Regions from separate parts of the Homo sapiens genome. Here region 2 is linked to region 1. A link is an interaction called in ENCODE POLR2A ChIA-PET data of the cell type or tissue named here. Cell type or tissue: Panc1. All regions are shown on one strand. Links, peaks and the distances in the headings refer to the core of each region. The heading gives the core; the rest is flanking DNA. Region 1 overlaps TGIF1 (TGFB induced factor homeobox 1). Region 2 holds the start of LOC124904373 (small nucleolar RNA U13).

What was found. Peaks named below come from ENCODE experiments on the same cell type or tissue, not always from the same donor. Only the 100,000 strongest peaks of a DNase experiment are listed, where the experiment ranks them.
Region 2: POLR2A ChIA-PET joins it to region 1 with 12 read pairs; 23 of 35 experiments call an interaction of 5 or more read pairs at or near these places.

What each region holds. Positions count from the first base shown.
Region 1 is chr18:3,454,489-3,470,394 of GRCh38, forward strand. TGIF1 (TGFB induced factor homeobox 1) reads left to right here. Exons shown (of 3, transcript NM_003244.4): 2 at 1,866-2,092; 3 at 2,877-5,490. The coding sequence ends at 3,452. GAPLINC (gastric adenocarcinoma associated, positive CD44 regulator, long intergenic non-coding RNA) reads left to right here and starts at 11,762. Exons shown (of 3, transcript NR_110429.1): 1 at 11,762-11,869; 2 at 12,639-12,808. LOC105371965 (a long non-coding RNA gene) reads right to left here. Exons shown (of 3, transcript XR_935106.3): 3 at 7,356-7,966. RefSeq lists enhancers at 729-1,348, 3,130-3,690, 12,265-12,952, 14,650-15,440. In Panc1, for the core only: CTCF peaks have their summits at 397 (motif pointing left) and 601; no DNase peak of the experiment used is centred there; H3K4me3 peaks cover 4,656 bases; H3K27ac peaks cover 5,000 bases.
Region 2 is chr18:3,563,935-3,579,840 of GRCh38, forward strand. It overlaps DLGAP1 (DLG associated protein 1), which reads right to left. Exons shown (of 13, transcript NM_004746.4): 9 at 3,556-3,647. LOC124904373 (small nucleolar RNA U13) reads right to left here and starts at 9,109; the gene lies at 9,006-9,109. It also overlaps the pseudogene RN7SL39P. RefSeq lists enhancers at 12,033-12,534, 12,535-13,034. In Panc1, for the core only: no CTCF peak of the experiment used is centred there; no DNase peak of the experiment used is centred there; H3K27ac peaks cover 2,369 bases.

The DNA.
Region 1 (15,906 bases), core at 1-5,000:
TTAACACTTTTTTTAAAAGTTCGATTTCTTTAATTATTAAAGCCAATGTGAGACAGGAACTCAGCTATAATTTCTTTAAGCTATTTTATTAATAGTTCTTCACCCAAATTTCAATATAGGTTTTGAAAGTCTCATCTTGCCAATAGTGAAAGTAGTTTCAGTTTTAAATGGGCACTTTTAAAAACCTTTTTAAAAACTTAAATCATCAGGGGAGGGGAATTTCAAATACATGGCAGTTAAAACTTAGGATTCTTGTGCAGTTTATTTGTAGCTGTTTGTTAAGCTGTGAGCTAAAGTGAATTTGCAAGATCATCCACCTCTTTGTTAGAACTTTACTTTGTCTTTGGAGAGTTCTGCCTTTTGTAGGAATACCCTGCAGCACCTTCTGCCCCCTGCAGTCCAAAACTAAAAATGTGTCACCAAGTCAGAGTCATTAAAAGGGTGGGAAAAATTCCTTTAAAAAACACGGTGTTTAGCTTAAGAGGAATATTCCGTGTTTATTTCCTGTCAAGGGGAACTGGCTCAATTAAGGTCAAGTCATATTTTCAACCAAAATTACATACTACAGAGGAAAGAAAGCATACAAAGCTAAAAATGCTTACCTTTACATTTTTGTTATTTTAATTACTTCCCCTAATATAGAAGTACTGATTTTTTTCAAGCATGCCATTGTTTGTAATTCATTTCTGTTTTTAAGATTCTAGATTGTCTACAAGCAAAAGAATGTATTTCTTTAGTCATTCGGAGTAGCCTGCTGTAGTTTTTGAAAGGTGGAATTAATAGCGTTTGTTATTTAATTTTTTTTAAGTTCAGAATGATGTTTAAATATCTGTAAAGGCCAGTTCTGGAGCTTTATTGAACCCCGTCCATCTGTGATTTAAATATTCTCTATGGCTTGTGAATTCTTAAAATTTCTGGCAGGATTAAAGTACTTACAGCCAAAAGAGCTTCCTCTGGGGCTTGCATATTCAGTTTCCTTTGTCATGTAATCATTTAAGACTGAACTCTGCTTATTGATATGTAGTATTCTATTCTAGGTTGAGCTCAAACTGGTAGCTGAAATTTAGGAGACATTTTTAATTCATTTAGTATTAGGCATCTTTTGACCTTACTAAAGTACCAGTAGTAGAAAAATATTTTTGTGTGATGAAACTGAAAACATCAGTGGTCGTATTTAATAAAAGGTGACTAGTACTGCCCATTTAAAGTAGGTGTCTAACTTTGAATAAATGTGGATAGCAATGAATAAGAAATGACCATGCATGGTGTTAGCAGAAAATTTTAACATGTGTTTTACCTTTAGAATACTAACTGGGTTCAGCGTAGTATGTAATTTTCCTTCCTTATATCCATGAAAAAAAATGTACGAGTGCTCCCTTTCATTTCAAACCTTCAGTAGAGGAAGGAGGAAGAGTAGCATTTAAAATGTACATTAGGACTGGTTAGGTTGCTTTTCCTAGTTAGCACTGATCTTAGAAAGAAGGTTGGTAGGCATATTCCAACTGCCACAGCACCCTTCCTGTTTCAAATGTGGCAGGTTATTCATTTTGGGTGCAGTTTGTCTCCTCCAATGATTAGACGAAAGAGTTTTCTGACCATCATTCAAAAGGAATGTGAGAAGTTAATGAATCCTAGAGGAAAGCGGCTGAGAAAAGGCATCTGGCATTTGGTTGAGAGCCTCCTATGTGGTGCTAGTCAAACTACTTTTACTTGGACCCTGAATTCAGGACAGAAAACACTGCTCCTTCTCCTCGCTCTCAGTTGTTGGGAAAGCATGGTTACATTGAATGGTCAGCGTTAAGTGAGCTTTGCAATAGTTGCTGTGCTTATAAAGCAACTGACAACTGGCCCTTGTCCTTTCCTAGGTATTGTTGCAGCATCTGGCAGTGAGACTGAGGATGAGGACAGCATGGACATTCCCTTGGACCTTTCTTCATCCGCTGGCTCAGGCAAGAGAAGGAGAAGGGGCAACCTACCCAAGGAGTCTGTGCAGATTCTTCGGGATTGGCTGTATGAGCACCGTTACAATGCCTATCCTTCAGAGCAAGAAAAAGCGTTGCTGTCCCAGCAAACACACCTGTCTACGCTACAGGTAAAGAAAGAGAGCGTGAGGTTTATGGATGCATTTTTAGTTTCAAAGTCATTTTATGGCATTCCTGTGTGTCAAGTCATTAAGCTCCTTGCCACTCAAAGACAGAAGGAATATCTTTTTATTGTAAACTTGATAGTGTTAAAAGCTAATAACTAGCTATTTAGAGAACACAGAAACACTTGACAGTCATCTATCAGATAGCATTTCCTTTAATGCCTAAAAGAACCTTCCTTTATGCAACAGACATTAAAAGGAGGTTAAACCTTACTCTATTGTCCAGGAAACTGGTTTGATATTTAAACAAGGACGACTTCAGTGAGGTAATTCATGTTATGTCTGTTGACACAGTCATTTGAACTGGGAAAAATCAGTTACTGGGAGGAGTGGCCCTTTTCATAAGGAGAGGTTTTCCTGTAGTTGATTAACTTAAATGTTGGGGCAGTAGGTGATAGGTTAAAATGGGGAGAGTTAAAAAGTAAACCTCTCTCTCAAATCATTTTTAAGCATTTGAGATTGTATGTCTTTTTCTTCGTCCTGAAAAGGTTTAAGTATGAAGAGACAAAAAAGGAAATTTGTATTAGAAACTAGAAGGCTTATGACAGGTGGTAGCTTGCTTTCTTGGCGGAGCTCAGATACCTTGAAATAACATTGTAAATTCAGATAAGGCTTTTCATGCTTTCTTTAATTCAGAGAGCAAGATCAATTAGGTACCCCATAGAACATTCTCAGAACCCGTTGGCTGAGTGAATGAGGAAAATGTTAAAGCGTACCGATATGATTTCAGGTCTGTAACTGGTTCATCAACGCCCGCCGCAGGCTCCTCCCTGACATGCTGAGAAAGGATGGCAAAGATCCAAATCAGTTCACAATTTCCCGCCGTGGGGCCAAGATTTCTGAAACGAGCTCTGTGGAGTCCGTGATGGGCATCAAAAACTTCATGCCAGCTCTAGAGGAGACCCCATTTCATTCCTGTACAGCTGGGCCAAACCCAACCCTAGGGAGGCCACTGTCTCCTAAGCCGTCATCCCCGGGATCAGTTTTGGCTCGTCCATCAGTGATCTGCCATACCACTGTGACTGCATTGAAAGATGTCCCTTTCTCTCTCTGCCAGTCGGTCGGTGTGGGACAAAACACAGATATACAGCAGATAGCGGCCAAAAACTTCACAGACACCTCTCTCATGTACCCAGAGGACACTTGTAAATCTGGACCAAGTACGAATACACAGAGTGGTCTTTTCAACACTCCTCCCCCTACTCCACCGGACCTCAACCAGGACTTCAGTGGATTTCAGCTTCTAGTGGATGTTGCACTCAAACGGGCTGCAGAGATGGAGCTTCAGGCAAAACTTACAGCTTAACCCATTTTCAAGCAAAACAGTTCTCAGAAATGTCATGATTGCCGGGGTGAAGGCAAGAGATGAATTGCATTATTTTATATATTTTTTATTAATATTTGCACATGGGATTGCTAAAACAGCTTCCTGTTACTGAGATGTCTTCAATGGAATACAGTCATTCCAAGAACTATAAACTTAAAGCTACTGTAGAAACAAAGGGTTTTCTTTTTTAAATGTTTCTTGGTAGATTATTCATAATGTGAGATGGTTCCCAATATCATGTGATTTTTTTTTTCCTCCCCTTCCCTTTTTTTGTTATTTTTTCAGACTGTGCAATACTTAGAGAACCTATAGCATCTTCTCATTCCCATGTGGAACAGGATGCCCACATACTGTCTAATTAATAAATTTTCCATTTTTTTTCAAACAAGTATGAATCTAGTTGGTTGATGCCTTTTTTTTCATGACATAATAAAGTATTTTCTTTAAAAATTGTTGTAATTCAGAGTATTTCTGTTGAGGGAGGTGCTTCTTAAAAATAAGTAGGAATATAGCACCCCAGTGAGCAGGAAGCTGGGGGGGTAGGGTGCAGTGTTAGGGGGTGTCACCAGCTCTTTGAAAACCTGTGGACAACAAGCCAGTTTGCATAAACAGGATGTGTGATATTTACTCTTGATAGGAGGCATAGCAGGCCCTTAGAGCTTTACTTAAACTGCATGGCAAATTGAAATGAATCATTTTAGTGTTTAGCTAGCCACTAAATCCCTTGCTGATCTGTCCTGCGTAGTTTAAAACGTGGCCATGTTATAAAGAAAAGTCTTGAAGCATCCGGTTATTGCTGAGTTTTCAGAAGAAAACAACGCAAGCAATCTCTTGCCCTTTTTCCACGTTACCCTTTAAAATAACCTTTGTTCAGTGGTACATTTAGTTAAGGCATTTGTATTCAAATGTAGCATAGTATTTGCAGAGAAATTACCTTTTAAAACATCTCAAAAGTGTTTTCTAAAATGATGAAATAAACGGTGGGGTTCTGTCTATGGTGGGATTGTCAGTTTATTAGGTGAGTATTTTCCAAGGTCTCAGTTTGTGAAAAAATGGTGCTATGTACAAGTGGAGTTTGTTGGGATAGACAATCACTTACAAAGCCCAGATGGCCAGAAGGGAATTGGTGTTGCTCCTTTCACTTGTATGGTTGAGCAGATTTGTCACATGCCACAAAACCATTCTTTGTAGTCATGCTTAGTATGAGCTTGCTTTGTTGTTACGGTCATGTTCTTTCCAGCCCTGCCCCAGCTATGAATTGTCTAAGTGTGAGGGAGCATCAGAGCTTCAGTATTGTTTAAAGAATGTAGAAAAATACAAATTTGTCTAATTTTGAAACTATTTTAGAAAGTCCCTACTGTAGAAAGAGCTAAACTCAAAGACTTTCCTTGTAAGTGAAAGAAAAAAACTGCTGATGATTACCAAGAGGCGTAAGAAAATTAGGTGAGGGAATGTTGTGCTCTAGCCTGTGGGGTGCAGCTTCGTAGGGCACATCAGCTTAGAATGGTCTGGCCTCACCTCAGAGAGTCACAGAAATAGACAAAAACCCAAAAAGTACTAGTAAAGTAAATACAAGGAACAAAATAAACATTAATAAAAATGAATGACGCAAAGGTGATCCAGAATCATTACTTGCTCCAACAGCTAGATCAAAGGCTGAACATTTTGCTTTAGTATAGATGAGGGAAATGAGCAAGTCCTAAAAGGTTTGCCCTGTTACGGTGTTTCATCACTCATACTGGAAGGAGAAGGAAAGGAGCCATATGACTCATTTAAAAGAAAAACTGTAAGTCACCTTAAATTCCCTATGTTTTACTTCATTTTTTCCCTATTGAGGTTGTTACAGGTCATGGTTGATAATAGTTGGTGTTGAATGAATGTAATCCATTATTTAAAAACAGGTACATTTAAGTGAAAAGATAAATGTAAAAAGCTGTTCATATCAAAGCCAAATAGAAATGATTTTTATGCTTATAATTTACATGGTGCAATATATCTTTTTAATTTGTTTACTTTTCACCTATTTGTGTTTTTGAAGTTCATCCCATAGCATATAGTTTGGGTCTTGCTTTTTTATTTAGTCTAATGATCTCTGCCTTTTACTTAGCATTTGTCAATTTACATTTACTGTAATTATTGATATGTTTAGATTGAGTTTACCATTTGGCTTTTTTCTTTGCTCCTCTTTTCCTGCCTTCTTTCAGGTTGAATATTTTTATTATATATCATTATATCATTATTATTATATATTATATATCATATATTAAGATATATGAGAATATCAGCATTCTCATATATATAATGTCTTTTTCTCTGATTTTGTTTTAATTTCTCTTTTTAAAAAAGTATTCTTTTTTTTTTTTTTTTTTTGAGACGGGGTCTCGCTCTGTCACCCAGGCTGGAGTGCAGTGGCGTGATCTTGGCTCACTGCAACCTCCACCTCCTGGGTTCAAGGGATTCTTGTGACTCAGCCTCCCAAGTAGCTGAGATTACAGGCATGCACCACCATGCCAGGCTAATTTTTTTGTATTTTTAGTAGAGATGGGATTTCGCCATGTTGCCCAGGTTGGTCTTGAACTCCTGGCCTCAAGTGAATTGCCCTCCTCAGACTCCCAAAGTGCTGGGGTTACAGATGTGAGCCACCAAGCCTGGCCTATTTTTATAGATTTAGGGGGTACAAGTACAGTTTTGTGTTTTAATTTTTCTATTGGTTTATAAACTATACACCATATTTTTAAAATGGTTCTTCTAGGTATTACAGCATACATCTTTGACCTACTACCATCCACTTAGGGTTAATATGATACAGCTTCATAAAATACAGAACCTTGGAACAGTATAGTTCCATTCACCCTCTCCTCTCTTCCTTGGTTTTTCACATATATTACAGCTACATACATAATAAACGCAACAGTACGATGCTATCATTTTCACTTAAAACAAGCGTCATTTAAATGATTAAGAGAAAAAAGAATGTATCTTTTATATTTGCCAAACATTGACCATTTCTGATGTTCTTCATTGTCTCCTATAGATTTGAGTGACATCTGAGGTCTTTCCTTTTCAGCTTGAATGATTTCTTTGAGAACTGTAGTCCAGTGACAAGTTTAGGCTCATTGAAACGCTTTGAAAATGAGTTCATGGAAAATGACTTTATTTCACTTTAATCTTTGAAGGATCATTTCACTGATGGGGAATTCTGGGTTGATAGCTTTTTTTCTTACAGCACTTGGCAGGCATTTATTGTCTTTTGGCCTCCATTGTTTCTGATGAGACATCAGCTGTCATTTGTATCATTCTCATAAATATAATGTCTTTCTCTGGCTGTCTTATTTTTGAATTTCAGCAGTGTCACTAAAATATGCCTAGGTATGGTTTGTTTGTACTTATTTAGCTGGGGGTTCATTGAACTTTTGGATCTGTAAATCTATTTTTTTTATTTATTTTAAAATCAAACTTGGGGAAATTTTGGCCATTTTTTCCATTTATTTCTTGCTTTCCTGTCTCAGAACTCCAGCAAATTTACATTAGATCACTTGAGGTTGTCCTGTATGTCTCTGAAGCTCTTTTCTTCAGTCTTGTTTCTGTTTTAGATTGAATAATTTGTATAATTTATTTGCAATTCACTAACTCTTCTGCTGTCTTCAGTCTGCTCATGAACGTATCCAGTGGACTTTCATTATAGTACTAGTATTTTTCACATGTAAAATTTCCACTTGGTTCTTTAGTATTCCTAATTCTCTGAGATTCCTCATTACTAATTATGAATATATATCCTTATAAGCATTTATAATAGCTGCCTTAAATACTTGTTTGCTAATTGTAACATGTCCTAATCAGAATCAGTTTCCATTGATTATATTTCACTTCTGTATGGGGTCATTTTTTTTTTTTGCTTGTCTAGTGATTTTTTATTACATGCTGGACAGTATGGATGGTACATTAATAAAGACTACGGATTTGGCTACATTCCTCAGAATAGTTAACTTTTGTCCTCAAGCAGCTCATTCGCCTGAACTGAAACTTCAAACCATCCTGTAATGGATAGCAGCCGAAGTCTCTGATTAGTTTTCAGCTTCCGGCTGCTGCCTTTCAATGGGCCCACTGGCGTCTCCCCTGCTGCACAAACCAACTAGGGATTTGAACAAAATTTCTGTTCAGAGGTTGAGATTTGCTCCTTCTTCAGTTCCCCTCTTTCCAGAATTCTTCTCCTAACTTTCTTAACTTTTGCTCTGCTCTGCCCACCCCATTTCTGTCCTTGACATCTCAAGCCACTGAAGATGCAGCTTTCTGCCACCCCTAACCTTCTGAAGAATGAGGACTGCCTTCAGGCAAAAGGTGCAAACTTGTACATCTTGAAGTTCTCTTCTTTTAGGGGAAGACGACCCTCCAGTTTATGCTTTTGGTTACTCTTCAGGCCTTCAACTAGCTTTTTGTTTGTTTAACTTTTTGTTCATTCACACTTCATGATTGTTAACCTGGAGGGAATTAGTCTGAAAAAGGAAAAAAAAAATCCACTATTACTAGAAACTAGAATTTTACTATAGTTACTTTGAAACTCCAAATCAGTGGTTCTCAAACTTAACTGAACACTGGAATCACCTAGAAAGCTAAAAAAAAACAAACAAAAAACAAAACAAAACAAACAAAAAAAACTGTGGCCTCGAGTTGGGAATTTTTAGAAGATCTCTTAGTGATTCCAATGCATAGACAAGATTGAGAACCATTGCCTTAAATAATTCTTTAAATCAGCCATTGTTTCTGTCCTTATCCAGAACATGGGGAGTTGACCGTTCTTTTTCCAGACCTAAAAACAAAACAAAACAAAAATTGTTTCTGTAGTCTTTTTTGTTTGGACAGAAGGACTGAAAATTAGAGTCTTACAGAAATGTAATTTGTCTTACAGAAATATAATTTGCTGTAGAATTATTTTGTCACCCAGGTCAGCTTGTTCAATTAGAGTTTAGCATAAATTTGATATTTGGTACTATATACACATAGCTCATACCATATGTAAAGCTAAGCCTCTGAGTGATAGACCCCAAAACTTACTGCAGGAATACAAAATATTCATTTGTATTCAATCAAAAAGTAAAATTTATCTCTGGAAACTGGCCAGAGAGCAAAAAGCAATGTTTAGAGATCAGTTTTAGGTCTCATTCAGCTCATTAACAGGAGAATGTGTCAAGTCTTAACCTCCAAAAATCGTGACCTCTAATTAAAAACAGGCTATGTTCTGGGCTGAGTTTTATGATTCAGAGGCTGAAAAGAGAGACATTCAACAAATGCTTTGTGGCTGAAAGAAGAGCAGTAACTTAGGGTTGATGGTTACAATAGCACAGCTGGCAAAGAAAGGAAGCATGAGAAATCAATGAATAAAAATAATAAGTAGTACAGAGATTTAACTAAATATCAAGGAAACGGGGTTTTTGAATGAAATGTGTTATAGACATCAATAGAATGTGCAACCTTTGAAGCACACTGTGGGTGACTTAGAAAGGAAACCAAATCCAATGATGGAAATTTACTCAGGTTTAGAAGGAACATATTTATAGACAAATATTTAACATAGAGGTAAGGAAAATAAAACCATGGAGGGATTTCAGAAGATAAATTGTTACTCTAGGAAGTGTCAGCTTGTTTTGTTTTTTAAAAATATTCCAAACTATTTTCCTTTTTTTTTTTCCTGAGACAGGGTCTCATTCTGTCACCCAGGCTGGAGTGCAGTGGCTCAATCTCGGCTCACTGCAACCTCCACCTCCCAGGTTCAAGTGACTTTCCTGCCTCAGCCTCCCAAGTAGCTGGAATTACAGGCGTGTGCCACCACGTCCCACTCTTTTTTTGTATTTTTAGTAGACACAGGGTTTCACCATGTTGGCTAGTCTGGTCTTGAACTCCTCCTGACCTCAAATGATCCACCCGCCTTGGCCTCCCAAAGTGTTGGGATTACAGGCGTGAGCCACCGTGCCCAGCCTCCAAATTATTTTCTTTATAAAGAAAATTACTGAAACTTGAACATATTCTTATTTGATCAGATCATTCTAACTTATGATCTTAGGACAAATTCAATTCTCCTATCTTGTCTCAAATTTTTGCTAATATATATTTTAATACTCTAAAGGCATAAATTATCTCCATATAAATTGTAATGTGAGGATAAGGCTTTCAGAGACTGTAAATAGGTTGAAATGCAACAAAAGGTACACATTTAAATTTTTACATATGCCTCTTTTAAAAAATTATCCTGTTTAACAAGTCAAAACAACTTTTTGACTGTTACCTAGTCTGATTATTAATGTTTTATTGCTTTTAATTTCTTTCCAATGATTTTCAGGGATTTTTTGGTGGTGGTGGTTATTGTTTTGAGAATGGATCTTGCTGTGCCACCCAGGCTGGAATGCAGTGATGTGGTCATAGCTCATTGCAGTCTTGAACTCCTGGGCTCAAATGATCCTCCTGCCTCAGCCTCCTGAGTACCTAGGACTACAGGTGAGCTCCACCAGGCCTAGCTTTTAAAATTTTATAGAGATGAAGTCTCGCTGTGTTGCTCAGGCTGGTCCCAAACTCCTGAGCTCAAGCAATCCTTCTGCCTCGGCTTCCCAAAGTGCTGGGATTACAAGTGTGAGCCACTGTGCCTAGCCTGATTTTCATTTTGAAATTTGATTTACTTGAATGATTCTGTGAAAAGCCCAAGTGTATTACATTAGTCAACATCTTTTCCCAGCTGAGCGTGGGGGCTTACCAGTCTGGGCAGCATAGCGAGATCTTGTCTCTACAAAAAAATTAAAAATTAGCCAGGCATGGTGGTGTGCACCTTTAGTCCCAACTACTTGGGAGGCTGAGGCAGGAGGATTGCTAGAGCCCAGGAGTTTGAGGCTGCAGTGAGCCGTGGTTGCGCCACTGCACTCCAGCATGGGCAACAGAGCAAGGCACTGTCTCAAAAAAAAAACCAAAACATTGGCCGGGTGCTGTGGCTCACGCCTGTAATCCCAGCACTTGGGGAGGCCGAGGCCAGCGGATCACGAGGTCAGGAGATCGAGACCATCCTGGTTAACACGGTGAAACCCCATCTCTACTAAAAATACAAAAAATTAGCCGGGCGTGGTAGCGGGCACCTGTAGTCCCAGCTACTCGGGAGGCTGAGGCAGGAGAATGGCGTGAACCTGGGAGGCAGAGCTTGCAGTGAGCCGAGATCGCGCCACTGCACTCCAGCCTGGGCGACAGAGCGAGACTCTGTCTCAAAACAAAACAAAACAAAACAAAACGAACAAAACATTTTTTCCCCTAGCCTGCTTGTACAATAAATCTACACAATCTAGAACATCATTTATTTTAAATTCTCTAATTAACAGCTTGATTCAGTCATTTCACAATGTATACACATATCAAAACACCATGTTGTATACCATAAATATATACTTTTGTTAATTGAAAAAATAAAAGTAAGAAACTTAAACAAAAAAATAGCCCAGCCAGGCGTGATGGCTCACATCTGTAATCCCAGGGCTTTGAGAGGCCAAGGTGGGCAGATCACTTGAGGCTAGGAGTTCGAGACCAGCCTGGCCAACATGGTGAAACCCCATCTCTACTAAAAATACAAAGATTAGCAGAGCATGGTGGTGCATGCCTGTAATCCCAGCTACTTGGGAGGCTGAAGCAGGAGGATCGCCTGGACTTGGGAGGCGGAGGTTGCAGTGAGAGGAGATCACGCCACTGCATTCCAGCCTGGGCAAGAATGAGACTCCATCTCAAAAACAAATAGATAAATAACAATAGCTCTTTCCATTATAGTGTTATTTTCTGGTATCATCTGTAAACCCAGTATTGAAGTGAAAGTGTTGGATTAATTTGAGAAGGAAAAGATGTACTTATCAAACACCTTATATTAAATTATTATCTATTATATTATTATTGTATTTGTTGAATACCACATATACATATTTAGTCCTCACAACCCTAATGGGACGTGTTATTCCCATTGTGTAGCTGAGGAAACTGACACTCTTCAAAGTTCAGCTTGTCTGTGGTTACCAGCTGTAATGGGGCCCCCAGTCATGGGGTGATTCTGTTTGCTCACACTCTTTCCACACCCTATCCCCGAAATGAAACAACTTGGAACTGTCTCCATTTTTATTATACTGTTCAATAAAAATTTGGGGGTTGCTTTGGCAGATAATCATATGCAAGCTCTATTTTCCAAATATCTCAACTTATTTTTCTGCTCTCTCGAATTCCTCCCTCCCCTCCCCCATTCCATTTCCTTGTGACCACATCTGCTTCTTGGAGAGACTTGCAGGATCTGACACATCCTCTTGGTTTCCTAAGTCTTATGACTAGCCAATGCCTGAAATAATGAACTCCTCCAAGGCAAGAAATCTGTTTTGAAGCTTCTCTGCGTAAGTATTAACACTTAATCTATTATTCGATGCATTTCATTTCCCTTTGTAGGTATCGGTTTTCTGAGCCTGCAGCCTTAGGCTAGTACCTTTTTTTTTTTTTTTAAGTTAGTTTCTGTTTTTTATTTGAGCTCTGTTAGAATCTTTAGATCTATCCAGTGGCTATAGTTTACTCTGTGCTGCGCCTTTCTGCTTTCTCTCTGCAAAAATTATGGCTTTTTAGCTATATTTCCCCAAACAGAGGTGAGGTACTGCTCTTATACAAATACTTGAAGTTATAAATCCCACCTGCATTAAAAGGAAAGTGAAGATTTATGACAATGCCTTCCCATTCTTCTCTTTCAACCCCAAAACCTCCACCATTTTTGAAACAAGGCAAGTTCTTTAGGGCTGGAGGTCTTCAATGGTATACACCATGAGGTAAAGATCAGCTTTAAAATAAATACGTACCTCCAAGGGAAGAAAATTGAACAGGCCATTCATTACTTTTCCTTCAGAAAGCTAAGGTACAACAGGAATAAACTTAACTTGTGAAGGTTTTATGAAAGGATTGCCACCTCCTGCCTTGATGAAAAGATTAACCTGATTTGGTGAAATATGCTGCTATTTGCAGGCAGGTGCTGGCCTGATTCACCAACTCTGTGTTAATTTGAGCCTGCAGAGGTACCTTTGATCAGCTCTCAGAGCCTCAGCAGTGGCTCAGGAAACATCAAAACGCTGTAGAGCAGGCTCTAATCTCAGCCTTCCTGTTTCTATGCTTGCTCACTAGGTTCACACACAGCAGCCTGGTTTCCTGGAAGGGCATTTTCCACATTGTGCGTTATGGATGATCATCCCAGGCATCAGGTGTGAAGCCCTGCATCCACATCCAGGGGCTATCAAATCTCTCTGCAAAAGGAGAAGCTGGACTCAGGCACGTTTACAGTGATGTGTATGCAGGTATATGTAAATTAATGCCTGCGTCTAATGCTGGAAGTAACAACAATTCAGTTCCGGGGAACTCTGTTGTCGTAATGCAGCTGCTAAGTGCAACATATTCTGTCCATGAAGTTGACACCTGGATAACAGGTTTGGGTGATAGTAACTGAGGCTTTGGCAGTGGATTGAGAACTCTGAGCTAGAAACATAATGGCAGTACCCTTTACTAAGCCAGGGTGGTAGGTCAGATAGCATGGGTATTTTTTCGAAAAGTTGAGCTCTTACCCTTTTTTTTTTTTGAGACAAGGTTTCACTTGTCCAGGCTGGACAATCATAGTTCACAGCAGCCTCACCATCCCAGGCTCAAGTGATCCTCCCACCTCAGCCTCCTGAGTAGCTGGGACTACAGGTGCACACCACCACACTTGGCTAATTTAAAAAAAAAAAAATGTACAGGCTGGGCGCAGTGGCTCACGCTTGTTATCCCAGCACTTTGGGAGGCCAAGGCATGGGGATCACCTGAGGTCGGGAGTTCAAGACCAGCCTGACCAACATAGAGAAACCCCATCTCTACTAAAAATACAAAATCAGCCAGGTGTGGTGGTGCGTGCCTGTGATCTCAGCTACTCGGGAGACTGAGGCAGGAGAATTGCTTGAACCCGGAAGGCAGAGGTTGCAGTGAGCCGATATCGCATCATGCACTCCAGCCTGGGCAACAAAAGCGAAACTCCGTCTCAAAAAAAAAATTTTTGTACAGACAGGGTCTCTCTATGTTGCCGGGGCTAGTCTCAAACTCCTGGGCTCAAGTGATCCTCCCGCCTCAGCCTCCCAAAGTGCTGGGATTATAGGCATGAGCCATTGCCCTTGGCCTCTCATCCTTTTTACTCTCAATGACAGGTTCATACTTGCCCTTGGGCTTTATTTCCCTTTCCAGGCACATTTCCCTTAACTCTGCTCCAGAGTCTTACACTCCCATGTTTGGAATTTTAAAAAATTGATGCATTTTTTACATTGCATTGGGAGATATTTTAGAACCACTGGGGAGCTGGGCGCGGTGACTGACATCTGTAATTCCAGCACTCTAGGAGGCTGATGCTGGTGGATTACTTGAGGTCAGGAGTTCAAGACCAGCCTGGCCAACATAGCGAAACCCTGTCTCTACTAAAAATACAAAAATTAGCCAGGCATGGTATCGCATGCCTGTAGTTCCAGCTACGCATCAGTAGGAGGCTGAGGAATGAGAATCACTTGTACCTGGGAGGCGGAGGTTGCAGCGAGCTGAATTTGTGCCATGGCACTCCAGCCTGCACAACAGTGAGACTTTGTCTCAAAAAAAAAACACTAAGGAAACAGGGGAAAGAGAATTGAACTTCTGTAGCTGCTCAAGTCATTTGGCATCTCTAAATCTGGGCTTCTTCATCTCTCGTTATATAAAAAAACAGATACCTAAATTTCAAGGTTGTTGAGGATTAAATGAGGTAACAATGTAGAACCTCTTTAGAGTTTTAGAGCAAAGCTGATTGACCTACAAATCCATGTTATTGTTGGATCTTAGATGAGCAAATCTACCTGGCTCAGGTTCTGACTCCGGTTTCCACTTGCCGCCTGGGAGGTGACTGTCCCCAAGTCCGCCTCTGAGGTGGTCCTGCTGGGTCCTGGCCTCGCCTATTTCCCACACCTCTCGTCTGCCTTTCTCCAGTTTCTTACAACAGCAGCAGTAAAGTTCCCTTCCCCCGATCCTTAATGCTGTCTTTACTTCTCTCCTATGATGTTATACAAGGAAGTAGTGTGAGGGCTTCAGGCGGGGGCTGTAGGCTGGAGATAGTGGTGGCTGTTGTAGTGCTGATGAGGTCATCATCATCCCTGAAACCAAGCTGCGTGATTTTTTTTTTTACCACTGGCATCATTCCTATAATGCAGAAAACAACACCAGGTCTTTTTTTTTTTTTTTTTTTTTTGAGACCGAGTCTCTCCCTGTCACCCAGGCTGGAGTGCAATGGCGCAATCTCGGCTCACTGCAACCTCCACCTCCTGGGTTCAAGTGATTCTCCTGCCTCAGCCTCCCGAGTAGCTGGGATTACAGGCGTGTGCCACCACGCCCAGCTAATGTTTTGTATCTTTAGTAGAGACGGGGTTTCACCATGTTGGCCAGGCTGGTCTCAAACTCCTGACCTTGTGATCCACCCGCCTCGGCCTCCCAAAGTGCTGGGATTACAGGCGTGAGCCACCGCACCTGGCCCAACACCGGTTCTTTATTACTAAAGGGCTAACCACTCAGAGCCTCCAATTTGCTTTCTCCTTCTCCCTCTGGGCTCACGTAAGTAGAACACTCTGAAGAAGCCTCAATCTGCTTTTTGTGATTTCGATATGCAGTAACCCAAGCTGCCCCCGATACAGAAGGAAGAGAACTGAGCTTAGCTCCAGAAGACCTAACTATGACACTAGGCCAGCATAATACTAGCTGGGTGGCTAGGAGTAAACTAACTTCTTTGAGCTAGTTTTCTTGTCAGTAAAGCATAGAGTTGGATTAGATGATATCTTTAGCCTCTGAAATCTCTAACTTTCTAAGGACATAAATAATACATATAGATCTAGTAACAGTGTAGGCTATTTGAAATCAGTGAAAGTTCCATAAGATACCTCTCATCCTAAGCCTAGGTGAAAGGTTTGCCATAGAAGAAAATGCAAATAAAAAGTTCAGTAGAGGGCATCTCAGAATGATGAAATGATTGGTTTCTTTGGGCAAAACCATCAATAGGGTGATTTGAAACTTTCGGGATGACATTTCTGTCCAGAGAAAAGGACAGTCAGCCAGGCACGGTGGCTTGGCTCATGCCTGCAATCCCAGTACTTTGGGAGGCCAAGACCGATGGATCACTTGATGCTAGGAGTTTGAGACCAGCCTTGCCAACATGATGAAACCCCATCTCTACTAAACATACAAAAATTAGCCAAGCATGGTGGCCTATGCCTGGTGGCCTATGCTTGTAATACCAGCTATTCGGGAGGCCGAGGCAGAAGAATCGCTTGAACCTGGGAGGTAGAGGTTACAGTAAGCTGAGATCGCACCACTGCACTCCAGCCTGGGAGACAGAGTGAGACTCCATCCCAAAAAAAGA
Region 2 (15,906 bases), core at 5,084-10,083, 110 kb after region 1:
CTCTCTTAGAACTCTTTTTCATTCTCCATCTCTCTACATGTTCTGCTTCTTTCATTAGAGCCCTTAGCATATTAATCATAATTAGAAAAAAATCTTGGCCCGGTAATTCCAACATTCCTGCCATATTTGACTCTGGTTCTGATGCTTGTTCCATCTCTTCAAACTGTGTTTTTTACCTTTTAGTATGCCTCGTAATTTTTTGAAAAGTGGGCATGATGTACTGGGTGAAAGGAACTGTGGTAAATTGGCATTTAGTAATGTACTGGTAAGGTGTGTGTGAGGGAAAAGTGCTCTACAGTTCTATGATTAGTCTCAGCCTTTTGGTGAGCCTGTGCTCCTGGTCTGTGAACTTCATCAGTGTTTCTCAGTTGTTTTTATTTTTTTCTCTTACGTGGGATAAGGTGCCTGAAGGGGGCTGAGGTTGGGTATGTCCCTTCCCCCATGTGGAAGGCTAGAGGAAACTAGAGCTGAGTGTTTTCCTTCCCCCAGGTAGGTTCTAGGCTCTGATAAAACCCCAGCCAGCAAAAGGTTCTGGTAAAATAGTTTCTGCTGCGTGCAGGCCCTGTGAATAAGAAGAGAAAGTGCTGGCATATTTCAAAGTAGTTATTTTTTCCTTCCCCTTTCTGGAAGCACAAGGAGATTTTTTTTCTCTGATATTCACTTTGAGGACCTGGTAGAGTTCCTGGAGGTAAAACTCACAAAAGTGTGAGCTCTCCCTATGACTGGGTTTCCTTGGAGCTTTTAACTCTCAGAGTTGTCAATATTGAGCCTCCAACAATTCTTCAGTTACTGCTTACGTTTTCTTACCCTGTGCTGGTTCCTGCAGAGATTTCTACTTGTGTTTCTACTCCAGTAAGTTGTAAGTCTCTGTATCTGTCTGTTTTTCCAATTTTGGGAGAAGCAGTGTGCCCTGTGACCTCCCTTCTCTAAGAGATATACAAAGAGATGTTGATTTTTTAGTTTGTTGAGATTTTTACTTGCTAAGATGGAGTGGTGACTTCCGAGTTCCTTTTAGCTTATAGTGGAAACTGCTTGTAACCCCCTTTTTACATATAAGGAAACTAAGGCACAAAGATGGGTAGTAATTTGCTTATGGCCCCTCAGTTAGTAAGGGGCACAGCCAGGATTTGGTGTTCTGGCTCAAGAGTCTGTGCTGTCAACCACTACATCGTTGAGAAAAGGCACCAAGCTGGGCTGGTGGGAGATGGAGGAATATATTTTCTTTTTCTTTTTAAGACAGAGTCTGCTCTGCCACCCAGGCTGGAGCGCAATGGCGTCATCTTGGCTCACTGCAATCTCTGCCTCCTGGGTTAAAGGGATTGTCCTGCCTCAGCCTCCCGAGTTCCTGGGATTACAGGAACCCACCACCACGCACAGCTAATTTTTGTAATTTTTTAGTAGAGACGGGTTTCACCATGTTGGTCAGGCTGGTCTTGAACTCCTTACCTCAGGTGATCCACCTGCCTCGGCCTCCCAGACTGCTGGGATTACAGGCGTGAGCCATTGCCCATGTCCAGGAATATATTTTCTTTAATGTCTACTAAATGTATACTTTCAAAAATTTTTCTAAAACACTTAATAAAGAAACATATGCCTAGGACATTAAAGCAATGATTACCGGCCCAGCGCGGTGGCTCACGCCTGTAATCCCAGCACTTTGGGAAGCCAAGGCGGGTGGATCACAAGGTCAAGATGATCGAAACCATCCTGGCCAACATGGTGAAACCCCGTCTCTCTTAAAAATACAAAAATTAGCTGGGCGTGATGGTCCGTGCCTGTAGTCCCAGCCACTCGGGAGGCTGAGTCAGGAGAACCGCTTGAACCCAGGAGGCGGAGGTTGCAGTGAGCCGAAATTGCACCACTGCACCCCAGCCTGGGCGACAGAGTGAGACTCTGTCTCAAAAAAACCACACACAAAAAACAAACAAACAAAAAAAAATGATTACTAAAACTTTTCAGAGTAAAAGAAAAAAGTCACTCCTAAACCTACCATTTGTACGTATTACATTTCAGTCCTTGTCCATCTGCATGAACACTATGCGTGGATATTATATATTAAAGTTTTTCACCTAACATTGTATCATGGGAATTTCCCCATGTTTCTCCACCTTTTTAAATAAATGATATTTAATAGCTGTATAATAGTTTACCTTGGTGAGGTGCTATAAATTACAAAAGCATGCTATTATTGGTTATTTGATAATTAGTGTTTTTCTTTTACAATGATAAATAATGTTTCACAATTGTTTACCTTTCATTGAGTAATTTAACTCAAGCCCCAAGAGTGTGATTTTTGGGTCAATTGGTACGGATAGATGTGTAACTATTGCTAACTTTTGTCATATTTGTTTCCAGAATGATCGTACCAGTTTTCTGGGCTTCCAGCATTGCATAATTATATCAGGTTGGTGCAAAAGTAATTGAGGTTTTTGCCATATTATACACACACACACACTATATATATATATTACATATACACACATAGAATTTATTAATAAATATATTAACTATATGTATATGATATATATACACACCTCTTAAAAGTATAGTGTCAATCAATAGTGAGAGGTTCTAAAACAGGACCATTTCCATAAACTGATAAATTCCTCCTTTTCAGATTTTCAGTTTACGTTACATGTAGCCTTGATTATAGGAGGCATTCCATAGATTTTATTGAATGGATGGATAATGGAAGGATGGATAGGTGACATTCAAATGATTCTTCCTAATTAACACACTGAAAGTTAGTAGCAAAGTTGAGATGATACACTGATTTATAATTTAGAGTAGTTTCTCTCACCGTAACTCCAGTTTTACTTTATTCAGCCAACATTTGCTGTATATTTAGTATGTGCAAATCACAATGCTGGAAGCTGGGGGTACTACTAGCAATAAAACATGGTTCTACCCACCAAGAAACTCCCAGTTTGAGAAATTCACATGCCTCTCTCCATCAGATTCTCATTTACAACATGAAATTATTGACCCCAAATTCTGTAATTTTATGAAATCCTACATTTCCCATTTATAGATACTAAGGCTCTAAAGTAGGTAAAGAGTAATCTGAAGGACTGGTGATTCAGGATAATGACAGGGAATATCTTCTTTTTCATTCATTCATTCATTCATTCATTCATCATTCATTCATTCATCATTCATTGAGCACACACTAAACACCAGACACTATTAAGTGTTGGGAATAGAAATAGAAATAAGGTAAGTTCTCTTCTCATAAAAAGTGCACTGTCTCATATGGGAAGGTCTCTTATTTTTTTTGTTTTCAGAGGTATAGTTTGGCAACCCAAGAGTACTGCACACAGTATTTATATGTATGTAATATGCTTACAGTACTATTCAAACAAAACTCAAATGGAGTGGTGTCTAGTATTAAAGTACAGGAGAGAATCAACTAATATTGATTCAACTTCACCCTTTAAATACTCCCAAAACTTAGAGGAAAATATCATTGAATTTTGTAGACTTATCACGGGGAAAAATGCTTTTACCTTACTTCAAAACATCAAGACAAAAGAGGATGCGTGCATGTGGACTTACCACTTCTCTTCTTCTACTTGCACTCCCACGGACTGGAACTTACTGGGTGCTTTATTCTCCCCTGTTTTGTCAGGTTCTTCAGCATCATCCACCTGGAGAAATCATCAAATAAATAGAGTTGTTCCATTTCAGTCATCTTGCTTGAAAAACAAACATCACATTTTATGAGAAAAATCTCTAATATGACTGGAATGTTTTGTAATTTATAACCTCCTTGTTCAATATTTGTGTACACTACCTTCACTGCACGCTCTTTGACTCTGTTGCTGTTAGTAAAATGCAATTTTATCCACTCTCAAGGTAGCTGATAAATGTTTATGATTCCTCCACAGATTTGCAAGTCTGTACTTAGACTTAAGTATCTTACTGTAAATACTATATTAGAAGGGAATCTACATGGAAATGTGTTCTTGGAAGTTTTTTTTTTCTAATAGAGTTTCCCTCTGTCGCCCGGGCTGGAGTGCTGTGGTGTGATCTCAGCTCACTACAACCTCCGCCTCCCGGGTTCAAGGGATTCTCCTGCCTCAGCCTCCCGAATAGCTGAGATTACAGGTGTGTGCCACCATGTCCGGCTAATTTTTGTATTTTTAGTGGAGACAGGTTTTTGCCAAGTTGGCCAGTCTGGTCTCAAACTCCTGATCTCAAGTGTTCTGCCCGCCTGGGCCTCCCAAAGTGTTGAGATTACAGGCGTGAGCCACCACGCCCGGCCTGGAAGTTTTGAATTTGAAGATAACAACATACAAAATAAAGAGGAAAATTTATATATTGTAATTATAATTGTTGACATTGGGAGATTTAGATATTAACCTTATTAAGATAAACTATAGAGTGTCTTCATTTTTCTCCCCTTAAATAAAGAATTGACTTTGAATATCACTCCATAGTTTCTAAATAGCTATGTGTATATTACAGCTATATAGAAAATATACCATATAGAACTAATAACCTATGCAACAGATTAGCTCCAACCCAAATTTGAAGAAAATTTTAGAATTATTAGGTTTATTCCGTTTTCCTACTATGTGTTTAAGAAATGTTGTCTCTAAATATAAAGACAATTCAATGTAAGTTATATAAAATTAAAATACAGAAATATATAATGTAGAAAGAGAAAGTCTCCCAAGAATTATTGTCAATTATTTGATGTATATTTGTCTATCTTTATATATATGTCTAAATATATATATTTAAATTTTTGTTTGTTTGTTTGTTTTTGAGATGGAGTCTCACTTTGTTACCCAGGCTGGAGTGCAGTGGCACGATCTCGGCTCACCGCAAGCTCCGCCTCCCAGGTTCACACCATTCTCCTGCCTCAGCTTCCCAAGTGTCTGGGACTACAGGTGCCCGCCACCACGCCTGGCTAATTTTTTATATTTTTAGTAGAGACGGGGTTTCACTGTGTTAGCCAGGATGGTCTCGATCTCCTGACCTCGTGATCCGCCCGCCTCGGCCTCCCAAAGTGCTGGGATTACAGCCATGAGCCACCACGCCTGGCCTAAATGATTATTTTATTTTATTTTATTTTATTTTTGAGACAGAGTCTCACTCTGTCCCCCAGGCTAGAGTGCAGTGGCGCAATCTCAGCTCCTGCAACCTCCGCTTCCCGGGTTCAAGCAATTCTCCTGCCTCAGCCTCCCGAGTAGCTGAAATTACAGACGCGTGCCACCATGCCCAGCTAATTTTTGTATTTTTAGTAGAGATGGGATTTCACCATGTTGGTCAGGCTGGTCTCGAACTCCTGACCTCGTGATTTGAGTGCCTCGGCCTCCCAAATTGCTGAGATTACAGGCGTGAGCCACCGCACCTGGACAAAAATATTTATTGACTTCTTATGTTTCTATCTGTAAGTTGTCTGTTCATATCCTTTACTAGTCTCCTCCCTAATTAGGCTGTTTTTTATTTTCTTAATCATAGGATCTCTTTATATTTTATGAACCTAAACTCTTTCTCTGTTACATATACTGCAAAAGTTTTCTCTCAGTTTATCATGTGTCTTTTAAACTTTGCCCTTCATTGGAGAGAGTCTTAGGTAGTCACATCCAGCTTTTATGGTTTGGAAAGGCTTTTTCTCTGAGCATATTTTTAAAAGTCTTCTTGTATTTTCTTTTATGCTTTCATGTTATCTTTTTTTCGTATTTAATTCTTAAATCCACCATCCTGAAATGTTTCTGTCAAAGACACATACCTAGAGATCTACTATTACCCTCCTGTACTACCTCCCTTGGGTTATGAATGGATCTGGCTCCGTTTATTAACTAATTCGCCTTTTTTATTTGAGATGCCAGCTTTATCTGATACCAAACTTTACTCACATATATTTCCCCATACATTCTCATATAGGCATTCTCATATACAGTCATGACACACATAGTGACATTTCTGTTAACGATAGAGCACATATACAATAGTGATCATAAGATTATAATGGAACTGTCCTGTGCAGAAGTACCATTCTGTATCTTTTGTACTGTATTTTTACTGTACCTTTTCTATGGTTAGATACACAAATACTTAACATTATGTTATAATGGCCTACAGTGTTCTGCATAGTCATATGCTGTACAGGTTTATAGCCTAGGAGCAATGGGCCATACTATATAGCCCAAGTGGGTAGTATGCTCTACCTCCCAGGTTTGTGTAAGTACCTTCTATGATGTTCACACAATGACGAAATCACCTAATAACACATTTTCCCAGGTGTATCCCTGTCATTAAGTGACATACATATAAAGACCTGTTTCTGGCCTATTGATCTGCTGGGCTTATTGACCTTCCCTCTCCTTTTTCCTAAATTTTTTTTTTTTTTTGAGATGGAGTTTCACTCTGTTGCCCAGGTTAGAGTGCAGTGGTATGATCTCGGCTCAGTGCAACCTCCACCTCCCGGGTTCAAGTGATTCTCCTGCCTCAGCCTCCCAAGTAGCTGGCATTATAGGTGTGTGCCACCATGCCTGGCTAATTTTTGTATTTTTCGTAGAGACGGGATTTCACTACATTGGCCAGGCTGGTCTCGACCTCCCAACCTCAGCTGATCTGCCCGCCTCAGCCTCTCAAAGTGCTGGTTGCATGTCTGGCCTTTCCTAATATAATTTTGTAATCAGTCTTGATATTTTCTATGGCAAGTCTCCTCCTGTAGTTCCTTTTTCAAAAAGTATAATTAGGCTAGGTGAGGTGGCTCATGCCTGTAGTCCTAGCACTTTGGGAGGCCGAGGTGAGAGGATCGCTTGAGCCCAAGAGTTAAAGACCAGCCTGGGCAACATAGCAAGACCCTGTCTCTACAAAAAATAAGAAAAAAAATAGCTGGGCATAGTGGCATGCGCCTGTACTCCCAGCTACTCAGGAGGCTGAAGGAGGATTGCTTGAGCCTGAGAGGTGGAGGCTGCAGTGAGCCATGATCATGCCACTGCACTCCAGCCTGAGTGACAGAGCAAGACAGTGTCTCAAAAAAAAAAAAAAAGGTAATTTAAAAACAGAACAAACCAAAACAAAAATCTCTAGGTTATTTTGGAGTATTAACTTCTAAGTAAACTTTAACATCAAATTGTCAAGCTCGTCCTGTTAGCCTCCACCAAGTGATAAAAATCATATTGGAATTTTTATTGGAATTTCTTTAAATATTTGTATTAATTTTCAGGAAATTGTTGTCTTTTTACTATGTAGTATTCCTGTGTAGGAATAGTAAATAATTTTCCATTTATTACAGTATTATATTTTATTTATTTATTTGCTGGATGAGATCTTGCTATGTTGCCCAGGCTACAGTACAGTGGCTATTCACAAAGTCGATCCCATTAGTGATCAGCAGGGCAATTTTGACCTGCTCCTTTTCTGACCTGAGCCAGTTCACCCCTCCTTAGGCAAACTGATGGTCCCCTGCCCCTGGCAGGTCACCATACTGATGCTGAACTTACTGTGGACACCCCATCACTATAGTGCACTACAGCCCAAGACTCCTGGGCTCATGTGATCCTCCTGCCTAAGCCCCCTGAGTAGTTGAGACACAGGTGTGCATGACCATGCATGGAGGTTATTTACTTATTTATTTATTTTCAGATGGAGTCTTGGGACTCTCACTCTGTCGCCCAGGCTGGAGTGCAGTGGCGCAGTCTCGGCTCACTGCAACCTCCGCCTCGGGGGTTCAAGCCATTCTCCTGCCTCAGCCTCCTGAATAGCTGTGACTGCAGGCGCGTCCACCATGCCCGGCTAATTTTTGTATTTTTTAGTAGAGACTGGGTTTCATCATGTTGGCCAGGATGGTCTGGATCTCTTGACCTCGTGATCCGCCCGCCTCGGCCTCCCAAAGTGCTGGGATTACAGGCGTGAGCCAATGTTCCCGGCCGCCTGGAGGTCTTATATTTTATGTAAGGTAAGTTTTTATATTGTTTTCAAATAGGAGTTACATATTATTTCTGAAGCTCAATTGTGTTGTTTTATAGTTTTTGTTACTACTGTGAATGGGTTATTTTTGTACCTTTATATTTTGTTTATTGATAATATATAGATAAGTTATTGATTCCTCTGTATTTATATTATATTCTTTCACGTTGCTGAATTCTAATGGATTTTCAGTGGTTTCTTCTAGGTTTTTTTTTTTTTTTTTTTTTCTTTTGAGACGGAGTTTGGCTCTTATTGCCCAGGCTGGAGTGCAATGGCGCGATCTCGGCTCACCGCAACCTACCCCTCCGGGATTCAAGCGGTTCTCCCGCCTCAGCCTCCCGGTTTCCGCTAGAATTTTAAAGGTGGACATGTATATTATCTACGAATAAAAGCAATTTTGCTTTGTTTTGAAATATTTACAGTTCATTTCTTGCTTTGTGTCTTGGCCAGTAAAGGCAAACAACACTGAATAAGCCTAAGAAAATATTCATCCTTACTTGACTTCTGACTCTGGAATATCTCTAGCATTTCGTCTTTAAGCAGAAGTTTAGATTGGTTTCTTTTATTTATTTATTTGTTTGTTTGTTTGTTTGTTTGTTTCTGAGACAGAGTCTCACTCTGTTGCCCAGGCTGGAGTGCAGTGGCGCAATCTAAGCTCACTAAGCAACCTCCACCCCCCAGGTTCAAGTGATTCTCCTGCCTCAGCCTCCCGAGTAGCTGGGACTACAGGCATGTGCCATCATGCCTGGCTAATTTTTGTATTTTTAGTAGAGACGGGATTTTGCCATGCTGGCCAGGCTGGTCTCAAACTCCTGATCTCAAGTGATCCACCCACTTCAGCCTCCCAAAATACTGGGATTACAGGTGTGAGCCACTACACCCGGCCTTTAGTTTGGTTTCTTATAAATGCTTTTTATCATGTTGATACTTGGAATGGCTTCTGATTTTTACCAAATGCAATAGTTTTTACTATCTATCTGATACCAAACTTTTCCCCCTAAAGGCTAAAATAACTTTGGATTTCTGTGACATACACTACTTGGTAATAGTATATTATTTTTATTTCATTTTTCTTACTTCAGACAGGAAATATGCTGACACGATAATAAGATGTGAGGGAGGCACATCTTAAACTTTTGTGTGAAGACCCAATCATCATGCTGATGAATCACAAAAAGATCAGTAAAGGTATATTATTTTTAAAAATATATATACACTTTGATTAATTCTCAAATTTGGTAAGAATTTTTACATGTATTTTTGTAAGCATGTTATTCCATAATTATTTTTTCTTGTGTTCTTTCAAATTTAGGTATTAGAGTTATGCTTATTTGATTAAAATATATTAAGAATCTTGTCTGGGCGCAGTGGTTCACACCTGTAATCCCAGCACTTTGGGAAGCCGAGACGGGCAGATCACCTGAGGTCAGGAGTTTGAGACCAGCCTGGCCAACATGGTGAAACCCCGTCTCTACTAAAAATACAAAAATTAGCCGGGCGTGGTAGCGCGTGGATGTAGTCCCAGCTACTCGGGAGACTGAGGCAGGATAATTGCTTGAACCCAGGAGATGGAAGTTACAGTGAGCCTAGATCATACCACCGCACTCCAGCCTGGGTGACAAGAGCAAAACTCCATCTCAAAAGAAAAAAGAGTCTTGATCTTTTTTGTAATATTACATGCTTTAAATAACATAGGAATTATTTGCTTCATGAATGTTGAGAAAACCTTTCCTGTTAAAATGATCCAAGTCCGTAACATTTGTGAAAGGTTTTTTTTTTCTTCACTTTTTTTGCACTTTATTCTATGGTTATAAGATTTCTTCCTCCAGGTTTTTATTTTATTTATTTATTTATTTTTTAGACAGAGGGTTTCTGTCATCCAAGCTGGAGTGCTGTGGCAAAATCATGGCTTACTGCCACTGTGACCTCCTGGTCTCAAGTGATCCTCCCACCTCAGCCTCCCAAGTAGCTGGCACTCAGGTATGTGCCAGCACGCACGACTAATTTTTTCTACTTTTTGTAGAGACAAGGTCTCGTTATGTTGCTTAAGCTGGTCTTGAATTCCCTGGCTCAAGCCATCTACCCACCTTAGCTTCCCAAAGTGCTGGGATTACAAGTGTGAGCCACTGAGCCTGACCTCTTTCCCCAGATTTAATACTCCCTCTTGCATCGGTATTAGTAATATACATGAGTGTACGTATTATTTTGACTTTAAAATTTGCCAACATTAAGCTGTCACAAGAATCTTTTATAGTTTTTCGAAAGGTCATATACTATTCTCATTCCTAATATTGTTGATTTCTATTTTCCCTCTCTCAATCAGACTTGTCTATTTATTTAGTATTTTCAAATAACCAATTTTGGTTTATCAATTCCACTTTACTTGTAATTCCTTCTTTTGAATCTGTTGTTCTTTTTCTAGCTTTGTAAATTGAGTGTTTACTTTATATTGTAATATTTCTTCCTTAATTATGAAAGAACATAGGGCTAGAAATTTTTGTTAGGTCATAACTATGGCCACAGCCCATAGTGGTGATTTATAGGATTCCTGCTGTCATTTATTTCAAAATAATCTTGAATTCCTTCCGTAATCCAAATGTTATTTAGATGTTTTAATATTTTCAAATGGTTAGATTTTGTTATCTGTTTAGCGTTAATTTCTAATTTTAATGCATCATGGTTGGCAAACATGACTGATTATTTCTTCTTTTTGGAATTCATTAAAATGATCTCCGTAAGGTTCATTAGTTTTGACTGGAGAGAGGTCCCTCCAAAAATCTCTTTCCAAATAAACACTGATGCTGACTTCGAGGACATCAAAATAAAGTCTTCAAGGCTTAAATGTTTTGAAACTATCTCCTTAGTGTTCCTTTACTATTTTAAGTCAATAAATTATGAATCCAAGATAATGTGCCTTTTTATTTTATTTTATTTTATTTTATTTTATTTTATTTTATTTTATTTATTTTGAGACAGAGTCTGGCTCTGTCGCCCAGGCTGGAGTGCAGTGGCACAATCTTGGCTCACTGCAAGCTCCACCTCCCGGGTTCACGCCATTCTCCTGCCTCAGCCTCCCGAGTAGCTGGGACTACAGGCGCCCGCCACCACGCCCAGCTAATTTTTTGTATCTTTAGTAGAGACGGGGTTTCACCATGTTAGCCAGGATGGTTTCAATCTCCTGACCTCGTGATCTGCCCACCTAGGCCTCCCAAAGTGCTGGGATTACAGGCGTGAGCCACCATGCATGGGCCTTTTTATTTTTCAAAGCTTTCTTTCAAATAGTAACCATTCCTTTGGTTTGTACTTTACTTGGCAGAGACAAGTTTCATTATCTGCAGTTGGACTTATTTCTTCACATAAGCATAAAATATTAATATATATCTGTACACTTGGACAGGTATTAAAGGAAATAAATAAGTCTTAAGAGTATGATCTAAAATAACTAAATTTTCTTTTATTTTTAATTCAAAGAATAGAGAAAGCCATTGCATTTCATATAATGTGAAGATTAAGCTGTTCTTTTCATCTGTTTTGCAAATTGAGTTAAATGATAATATATGGAAATCATAATGTACCATCAGGAAGTAGAGGGGTCAGGGCCTAAAGGTAGTACATGAAACTCATCTGTAGTCAGAATTACTCTTGAGAGACTAAAAGACAATGTAACCAACTGTTGCCAGGGGTCACCTTTGGGGAGTACAGTAGGAATACGAGGTGGGAGTGGGAAAGAAGGGGAAATCTCATATTTTGCTCTATACACTCCTGTACTGTACGAACTCTTTATAATAATCCTGTATACATGAATTACTCACTTTGTAATTATAAGAAAACAAAAAAAATTTATCCTAAAGGTGCCTATGACTTTTAGTTTAGACATACAACTTTGCTCTAAATCCAGAGCAGCCAGTCCCCACAATGCCCCCATCACCCCCAGCACTAGGGTATCAAGAAAAACACCAGATAAAGTACTTGACTTGTTTTGGTGCCATATTATACAGAAATTTATATCTTTAAATATTCTAGAAGCAGAGTGCCACAAGGTGCTCCCATAAGAACATAGGAATCAAGACTGCACACGGATCATGTCCATTTTAGGTCTTTTAACACACATGCTGATTGAAGGAAACAGCACATTTATTTATTATATCAGACAAAGAGCTTTGTTTTGGTGATTTGCTTACTGTCTAGCAGCCTCGAGCCCATCTTCTACATTTAGCTGCTCTTCGACACTGCGGCCAGGACTCCCAAACTACATTTCCTAGGCCTCCTTGTCAGCTGGTTTCCAGCTGTGTTCTAACAAAGGAAGGTGGAAGAAGAGAAGAAACTTCCTTCCTGTTTCCACCTTCTTCTGGCATCACTCTTGCATGTGAAGGTAGCTATGGCTCCACCCTCCAACTCCTTTTTTTTTTTTTTTGAGACGGAGTCTTGCTCTGTCGCCCAGGCTGGAGTGCAGTGGCGCGATCTCGGCTCACTGCAACCTCCGCCTGCAGGGTTCAATCAATTCTCTGTCTCAGCCTCCCGAGTACTTGATATTACAGGTGCCCACCACCATGCCCAACTAATTTTTTTGTATTTTTAGTAGAGACTGGGTTTCACCATCTTGGCCAGGCTGGTATTGAACTCCTGACCTTGTGATCCGCCTGCCTTGACCTCCCAAAGTGCTGGGATTATAGGCATGAGCCAGCGCAGCCAGCTCCAGCTCCTTTTTTTTTTTTTTTGAGATGGAGCTTCGCTCTTGTTGCCCAGGCTGGAGTGCAATGGCGCGATCTTGGCTCACTGCAACCTTCGCCTCCCAGGTTCAAACGATTCTCCTGCCTCAGCCTCCCGAGTAGCTGGAATTACAGGCATGCACCACCATGCCCGGCTAATTTTTTGTATTTTTAGTAGAGATGGCGTTTCTCCATGTTGGTCAGGCTGATCTCGAACTCCCAACCTCAGGTGATCCGCCCACCTTGGCCTCCCAAAGTGCTGGGATTACAGGCGTGAGCCACTACGCCCGGCCTTTTTTTTTTTCTTGAGACGGCGTTTCACTCTTGTTGCCCAGGCTGGAGTGCAATGGCACAATCTCGGCTCACTGCAACCTCCGTCTCCCAGGTTCAAGTGATTCTTCTGCCTCAGCCTCCTAAGTAGGTGAGATTACAGGCATGCACCACCACACCCAGCTAATTTTTTTATTTAGTAGAGATGGGGTTTCACCATGTTGGTCAGGTTGGTCTCAAACTCCTCACCTCAGGTGATCCACCCACCTCGGCCTCCCAAAGTGCAGGGATTACAGGGGTGCGCCACCGTGCCTGGCCCTTCAGCTCCTTTCAACAGCCCATGCACCAGCTGCTCTGCACCACTCTGAAGTCCCAGCACCACGTGACCCTGCCACCTCACAGTCTGAGCACGGGCTACCCCAGGCCTTTCTTCTGAGCTCCTAAACTTCTGGTAACCCCACCTTTTCCTTCTTGTTCCTTTTATTGCTCTCTCAGTCTTCCCATACCTGTGTAACCAATTTTGTGTATTAAACTGTCTCTGTTTAAGAAGTGAGCCTGGTCTGTGATTTCCTGGATGAGATTTTAACCAATTCCATATGACTACACTTTTGTAAATTAAAAACGCTTAGGATGTCAGCCAAAGTAGGATGTTGTGTCTTCTACTATGCGGTGGTATAAAACTATCCAATGAAATTTGTTCAGAAGACGCATGGTAGTTATTTCCCTGAAGAAGCACGATCCTCAATGCATGAAAAAGAGGAGACAGAAAAGAAGGAGGGTTCATCAGAACAAGAATGGAGGATATTGTTCTCTGCCTGGTCCAAGCCTCATCCCCACTGGTCCTAGAACTGCCAGCTCATTTGCATCAAGTATTAGCATCTTCTAAGCTTTAGTCATTGTATATAAATTTATCTGTGATTTTTTACTCTTAGCTCCAAATATTGGCAAATGGCATCTTTTATGTATTGTATCTAGGGTAATCTACTTAAATTTATAAAGTGGCTTTCAAAATTGTAAAAGAAGTTGCAGGATATGAGATCTCTGTCCAAAAAAATAATAATTGAGAAAGTCCATGGCATATTTAGTTCAGCATATTTAGCTAATTATAATTTTAAAGGACAATATTAATCATAACAACTAAATCTAATAATTGTTGAACACTTATGCCTGGCACTGTGCTTACGGCCTTACATATATTTTATCAATTAATTTTTACCATACCCAAAATGTACCATATGAAATAAGGACTATTATTATTCTCATTTTCCAGATGAAGAATCTGAGATACAGAAATATTAAGTAATTGATCTAAGTTCACAGAGGTTATAAAGTAAGTAGTTGTAGTATTAGCTATTGGGTATGAATTAAATGTAAAGTTTTGGTAAAGGATTGGAAACTCTGGCCCTAAGAGAGAAAGCATGGAAGGAAGTCTAAGATTCTAGTGTGACATATTTTGGGAACTTGCATTTAAATTTGATTTCTGTATAACGAAATTCAATGAATAGTTTGCGTCTTTAATTTTTTTTTTTTTTTGAGATGGAGTCTTACTCTGTCGCCAGGCTGGAGTGCAGTGGTACAACCTTGGCTCACTGCAACCTCTGCCTCCTGGGTTCAAGTGATTCTCCTGCCTCAGCCTCCCAAGCAGCTGGGACTACAGGCGTGTGCCACCACACCCAGCTAATTTTTGTATTTTTAGTAGAGATGGGGTTTCACCATGTTGGCCAGGATGGTGTCGATCTCTTGACCTCGTGATCTGCCCACCTCAGCCTCCCAAAGTGCTGAGATTACAGGCCTGAGCCACCGCACCCGGCCATTTTTTTTTTTTCTTATTATTCTCCATCAAAGAAGTAGTATAATGTGATCATGTTAGACACTAGGTACAATCTTGGCTCTGTCAACAAAAAGCAGGTGACCTTGGGCAAGTTTTCCAACCTCTCTGTGCTCTCATCTGTAGGGCAGAGATGATCCTAACACCTACGCCATAAGGTGGTTGGATGAGTCAAATGAGAGTCACATAAAGTACTCAGTACTTTGCTATAATTTACATAGCAGTGTACAATGATTAGAGGAAGAATAAGAACAATTTTTTTATTCACTAAAATATCCAACTATTTAAGACATGAGATAATGTCTCAAGTAAAAACTTTTCTCCCCAATGGTATACGTGGATTTAAGTCTAGTTCCATCCTACTGGGTGAAAATAATAATTATTATTATTATTCTGAAACTGTTTTAAAAAATCTAGCTTCCTGTGGAGGTTATAGTTTGGTGGGTGCATCATCACCACTAAACACACACAGTATAGTGATGGTCACACAACAATGTGAATGTCCTTAGTGCCACTGAACTGTAGGTGTAAAAATAGTTAAAACGGTCTTTCTTTTTGAGATGGAATTTTGCTCTTGTTGCCCCGACTTGTGTGCAATGGCATGATCTCGGCTCACCGCAACCTCCGTCTATCGGGTTCAAGGGATTCTCCTGCCTCAGTCTCCCAAGTAGCTGGGATCACAGGCATGCGCCACCACCCCCAGCTAATTTTGTATTTTTAGTAAAGATGGAGTTTCTCCATGTTGGTCAGGCTAGTCTCGAACTCCCGACCTCAGGTGACCCACCCGCCTTGGCCTCCCAAAGTGCTGGGATTACAGGCATGAGCTACTGTGCCTGGCCACGCCTGGCTTTTAAATTAGCCTTAGAGTGGGTTCAATGTGGATGGATTTATTCAACAGCAAATTGAGAAGTTATTATTCAAAGGGTACCCGCAGACTGATATAGCACAACAAAAATGGAGAGAGAGGATGATTTTTCTTCTTTGATAGAAGAACACTTTTAGCAGGGTAACCCAAGCTAAACAGATGTAAAAGAAACAAGGTGGAATCAGTTTGATCTTATCTTTGAAAAGCAGAAAAACAGTGAACTGAACTGAGAAGCCTACTGAGTTTTCTACCATTTTCATGAAATGCTTGATTAGGCTGAAACTAGTGCACATTCTTTCCTCATG